Linked DNA regions of Mus musculus: region 1 is linked to region 2. The links are chromatin contacts, found by Hi-C or POLR2A ChIA-PET in ENCODE. All regions are on one chromosome and are shown on one strand. Each heading gives the region's core, a stretch centred on a gene start or an enhancer-like site at or near the end of the contact. The rest is flanking DNA. Distances are from core to core; before and after follow the strand shown. Region 1 holds the start of Sobp (sine oculis binding protein). Region 2 overlaps Sobp (sine oculis binding protein).

Region 1 (2,811 bases), core at 30-2,529, 52 kb before region 2:
CCCCCACACCGAATTCATTCTATCTCTTAAGGACTTAAAAATGTGTAATTTTAAATTCCACCACTGTCATAATGAACACTCCGTAATAACAAGCCGGGGAACAATGGACACCCCCATATCACATTGTGTCAGGTAATTACAAAGTGGAGCGGCGCGGGAAAGCTGAACTGGGAACGTCTAGGTGTCGTTCCTTTGCAGTGTGTGTAGGAGATTTTCAGAGCTGTGTGTTGTCTCTGGAGCCTCATCAAACGGTTCACGCTGATACCTCAACCCAAAAGACAGGGACAGGCGCAGCCGACCTTGGTCCAGGGCGTGGACAGAGGCGGCCCAAGAGGAAACACGTGAGCGCATGGAGGATGAGCTGGGCTTTGGAACCAGCAGATGCGAGTCTGGTGGAAGAGTGTGGAACCTGATGGAGAGGAGAGGGTCCTGTCGTGCGTGGCGAGGGCGTGGGGCTTCTGGGGGGAGGGATCCTGAGCGCACAACAGTACCCACTAAGCCCAACCCTTCCCATTAAGCACAGGGCACGGTGAGGGTGCAAGCCGGGTCACCGGGTAAAGATGCTACTTTGTAACAGAGCATAAGCTTGCGTTTGGGGCAGAGGGGGAAGGGAGACAGAAAGAGAAAGAAAATCAGGGAGCTGGAGGCTGAGTTGTCCTACTTCGAAGTCCTTCTCAGGAAGGCAAAAGCTTCCTGGCAAACAGTCTGACGGCGCGCTGTGCTGGAGACCCCTCTAAGCGACATTCAGCCTCCACACAGCCTGCCGTAGTCTTCGGAGCAGGACACTGGTGCCTGAGCGGTGGGTCCGGTCTGTGTTTCCCTCCGCTCCCGGGCGCTGCAACCCCGGAGCCGAGTTCTCGCTCTGCCTTCAGGTCCCTGCGCCCTTTCAGCGCTCCACCTCCACCCTTCACCCCGCTATGTTTTGCCTCAGCGGCCTCTAGGTCATCCTCAGAAGCCAACTCTGAGCCCACCGGAGCCCACGTCACGGAGCTCGGGAGCAGGAGGGGTCGTCGCGGGGAGGTGGCGGCTCCGAGTAGGGCCGGTGCCCGCCGCCCAGGAGCAGGCGGCCGCCAGCAGCCCCCGGAGCCGCGCAGCATCCGCGTCTACAACGACCGGGAAGCCACGCCCGCTCGCGAGCGGGGGGCTGGCCTTGTCCCCCCCACCCCCAGCCTCCCCTCCCTCGGACCCCTCCCCGCTCAGTCCCTCCCTCCGCCCGCGGCTCGGCTCGCGGGAGGCGCTGGGCGCCGGGGCTGGCGCGCTCTCCCGGGCGCACACACAGATCCACGCACGCACGCCCAGAGCAGCTGTCTCCGCCGTGGCCGGCGCTCCTCTCGCCCATGCGGACAGACAGAGCTCAGGAAGATGGCTGACGACTCCTTCGGGCCCCGAGGATGCAGCCCGGCGGCGGCGGGAGCGGGAGCGGCGGCGGCGGCACCGGCAGCGGCGGCAGCAGGAGCGGCGGCGGCGACGGTAGGAGCGGCGGCGGCGGCATCCCCGAGACTCCCCGGGCTACCCTTCCCCGTGACGGCCACTGACGGTCTCCGCCGCTAGAAGAGACCCCGCTCCTCCCTCGCCTGTTCCACCCCCACCCCCAGCCCCGGACCCGCTAGCACCGCTACCTCCGCCAGCGTTGCCACCATCAGCACCACCTCCACCTCCGCCACCGCCACCGCCACCACCACCACCGCCGGCGGCGGCAGCAGCCATTTCATCTCCACAGAAACCAGACACAAAAACATGGCAGAAATGGAGAAAGAAGGGAGACCTCCGGAAAATAAAAGAAGCCGGAAACCCGCTCACCCTGTGAAGAGGGAGATCAACGAGGAGATGAAGGTATTTTCGGACTCGGAGGCCGGGGAGACCGAGCTCTTTATTCCGTCCGCTCCCTTCGGGCTGTTGTGTAGGCTGCGGGGGGGGGGGGGGGGGACAGGGGCGCGCTTGTCAGTTTCTGCTGGGTCCCTGGGACGCCTCAGCTCCCCCTCCAGGTGCAAAACCGAGGCCAACTCATGGGCTGCATCTCCGAAGTCTGCCAACCTCAGATTTGATGGGGGCGAGGGGGGGGGGATACTATTTAACCTCACAAACCCTAGACTGGTACAGATGTTGCCGGGCGAGGGCACTGAACCCCAGTGGCGAGTGAGCATGGTGCAGTGGCTTTCCTGATGGTCGGTGTAGTATTTCTCCCTTTTTCGGAAATGAATCTCCGGACCCCTCCAAAGTTAAGAGCTGCCGGACCGGGGCACCCGGGATACCTGGATTCCACCCCTCTTCCCGGTCCATCCCCAGGCTCGGTGATCCCGCTTTGCTCCAACTCGCCGGCTGCGGCGGTGTAGCTGTCAGTGGCGGAGGCTTGGGCCGGAGCGGCGCGGGTCAGGGACGCTGCAGCCAGCGGGCTCGCCTCGCCGTCCCCGGCCGCTCCTCTCTGCTTCTGCCCCGGGTCTCCCGCTCGCCTCTGCACGCCTCACTTTCCAGTTAGCAGACCCGGCAAGCCCGGCTGAAAGCCAGCTGTCTGAGGGGCGGCCTCCGCTGCCGCCTGCCCATTGTTCGCGAAGGCCAGCCCCGAGTCCTCTCTGCGAGGCCGGGCGCCCTGCCAGGCCAGCGGTGCTCCAGAGGTGGCGAGCGCAGCCTCCTGGCGCTCCAGCTGTTCGCGTAGAAACCCAAGAACACGGCTCAGCCTGGACTCTTCTGTCACCCCCACTTCTTTATTTTCCTCAAAGTTGTGTGTTTTGCCTGGCGAGGATTTTATCTTGTGTGTGCATTATGAGTTTCTTGATTTGAAAAAGAAATCACTTTACGTACATAGATTTGTTT
Region 2 (2,700 bases), core at 74-2,573:
AGGACGTGAGAGTGCCTTTACCCTAGAGAGTCATAAGGAAGGAGTCAGAGGTTATAAAGCCGCCTGGCTGCTTTTGCAGTAGATGCAGAAACAGAGTTTAACGTGCTTTATTTTTATTTTATGTTTGTTGTATGTGAATGCCTGTTTGGCCTGCCTGTATGACTTTCAGGCCTGAAGTTACAGATAGTTCTGAGTTGCCATGTGGGTGCTCAGAATTGAACCAGGTCCTTTGGAAAAACAGCCACTGAGCCAACTCTCTAGCCCGAGTTCAACCTTTTAATATCAATTCTACTTTGTAAAATGGCAGAGTGCTTAAAATGTTCTTTTTATTATCCCTCTTAAAAAAAGATCTTAACAAGACTACAAATAGTACTCTTGAATGGCATTTATTTTGTCTTTTTGTGTGTGTGTGTGAGAAATAAATATCCTGTTGTCTAAACTAGTATTCCAAAAGGAGCCAGGAAATCAAAACCGAAGGAAAATGGCCAATGTAAGGCAAGGATGACTGCTTCCTTTCCTTGTTCAAACCTCAAGTTTGTGGTGTTCCGAATGACATTGAAAAGTAATAAATACAGGTTCCTAAGAGCATCCAACTTTGCCTCCTCCTTCTACTTCCCATGGATTGAGGCAGGAATAGATTCTTCTTCAGCAGATGTTGTAGCTCCCAGTGCACCATCATGACGCACAGTGAAGATCATAGATGCTAGAGATGGAGATGCTTGTGAGCGATGTCATTGAGGTTTCCCAATAGCTGCCGTCGTAACAGACACTCTGCGTGGGGACTATTGTTCAATAAGCATTGATTTGACTGTCAAACTATAGCCTGGATGCATCCCAGTGTTTTATTAGAGGTGTCTTTTAGAGGGAACCCATCACTAATTAGCATACATCATCACAGTTTTTGTCGTTATATTTTATTTATACATAGAGTGTAATTTTGTTGTTGTTGTTGCTGTTTTGGTTTTTCAAATTAAACCTAAGCATAGCCTGAAAAGATTTCCTGGTTTTAGACTTAATTATGAAACCCAGTAGTGTAGAAGAAATGTGTAGCAAAATCTCTGCTAATATACTGGTTAACGTGTCCAGTTTTTACTCTTTAGACACGTGCAATGTTTTATTGCAAAATGGCTGTCATTCACAAAGCTTTGAGAAGGGCATTAAGAAATTACTTGCAGTTAATGTCCTCTAACTGCCTCAGTCTCTGGCCAAAGACTTGATTCTGCTTGATGTTTGCACACTGGCTTGCAAGTAAATGAGGCCAGGAGCCAGGGTTGTTCTACTGGATTTCCCTGGCTTTTATTGGGCATAGGGAAGCTTGCAAGATCTGATTGTCTGCATTTGGCCTGCACTTGGCCTTGGCTGCTCAGTCTTAGAAAAACCTTCCAACTGCTTAGCATATAGGGTAGTCCTCTCTCCAGGCCTTCACTTTGTAGGCTGAGGTCTAAGTTCCCTTTGGACACAGCAAACAGGGACGTCCTCAGGAAGCTCTGGGAGAAAAACAACTAAGCCAACAGTTTTCCTGTACTCTCACATTTTAAAATATGGAATGGAATTGTAGTGAGCTGCCATAACTGGGAGTCTCTGAGAGCAATAATGGGGGAGAGGAGTGTGCTAGTCCCTGAAACACTCTGTGAGTGGGAAGAAAGCCGGAAGCTCTGGCAGGTGGAATGAAGTGAAGTTGCGGGGAAAACTTAAAGCACAGGTTTCTGTGGAAAGCCAGAGGGAGATCCAGGACAGAAGTTCTGCAAGCAGGTGGGACACAGTGCCCTAGGAATGCCACCACAGGCCTCGGGGACACGCACAGATCCTTATATTGATCTGAATCCTTGAAAACTGTGTGAGAATTGTATGTGTAAGGGAGACGTGCGTGCAATCAGAATGGACAGGTGAGTATATCCTGAAAAGAAGGACTTAGCAAACACTTCCGTTTTCTAATGGGCTTTGGAGCTTGTGAGGGGAAACAAAGAATCCTAACCTGTTACCCAGAATGAATTCCAACTTCTAAATACCACCGAGTATTTCAGTTAAGTGTGAGGAGCTGATCAAGACTCTACAGAGCTTCAAGACTCCGTGTTCTCAGCGAGTGTGAGCAGAGTGGGGATTTTTGATAAATCTGACACTAGTTTCCTGCTGATCAGCATACAGGATTGTTGCCACATACATGGGAATGCTAATTCCAGACACAGTAGATCTCTGGCTCTCCTTCTGGTGCTAGCTAATGCTAGTCACTTGAATCAAGTCTTTCTCATCTGAGCTGCCAGTAATTATCCAATCCGTCCAGGAGGCACACTCCCTTTTAACATTAACCACAGTGTCAGATTTCATCAGCCACATTGTGTCCCAGTGACTTCTGCTGCATGGAGATAAATGTGCACATTTGGAATTCGTAGTCTGTCTGTTTGGGCAGTGGGCAGTTCAGGAAACGAACGATCAGGAAGGGATCTATTTATTTGTGCTGTATATTCGCCTAATTGATCCAGTCACATGCCGGGATTCCTGCCTTGGTACTAATAGTGCTTGGTTTATTTGAAGAACGAGAACTGAACAAATGATCTGAGGAGTCCTTTTGAGGGGTTTCTCTCCTCCTAACCTGCACTCAGCATGGCTGCACTCCCTGAGTTTGCCTGCTCAAAAAAAAAAAAAAAAAAAAAAAAAAAAAAAAGCTTTGTGAAACCCATTGGTGAACAGTGCAGGGGCAGA

What was found. A loop is a pair of places that touch in the nucleus more often than their neighbours do. ChIA-PET counts read pairs that join two places held with the same protein, here RNA polymerase II (POLR2A).
Region 1: a map of left cerebral cortex shows a loop between it and region 2 (2.4-fold over the local background). The contact joins the promoter of Sobp here to the enhancer-like site in region 2. A Hi-C loop is called at or near these places in 3 of 37 maps with a recorded cell type or tissue (all left cerebral cortex). POLR2A ChIA-PET finds 5 or more read pairs at or near these places in 1 of 5 experiments (embryonic stem cell).

What each region holds. Positions count from the first base shown.
Region 1 is chr10:43,172,998-43,175,808 of GRCm38, reverse strand. It overlaps Sobp (sine oculis binding protein), which reads left to right and starts at 1,279. Exons shown (of 7, transcript NM_175407.3): 1 at 1,279-1,833. The coding sequence starts at 1,738. 9030612E09Rik (RIKEN cDNA 9030612E09 gene) reads right to left here and starts at 1,110. Exons shown (of 1, transcript NR_102361.1): 1 at 1-1,110.
Region 2 is chr10:43,120,857-43,123,556 of GRCm38, reverse strand. All of the region lies in intron 4 of Sobp (sine oculis binding protein), which reads left to right. Among named protein-coding and RNA genes, the nearest start is that of Gm51799, 42 kb to the left of the region's middle. Within about 2 kb of position 1,323, at least 1 of the 3 ENCODE cell types and tissues checked has a DNase peak (open chromatin) inside an H3K27ac peak, as active enhancers do; it is left cerebral cortex, where a contact is called at or near this core.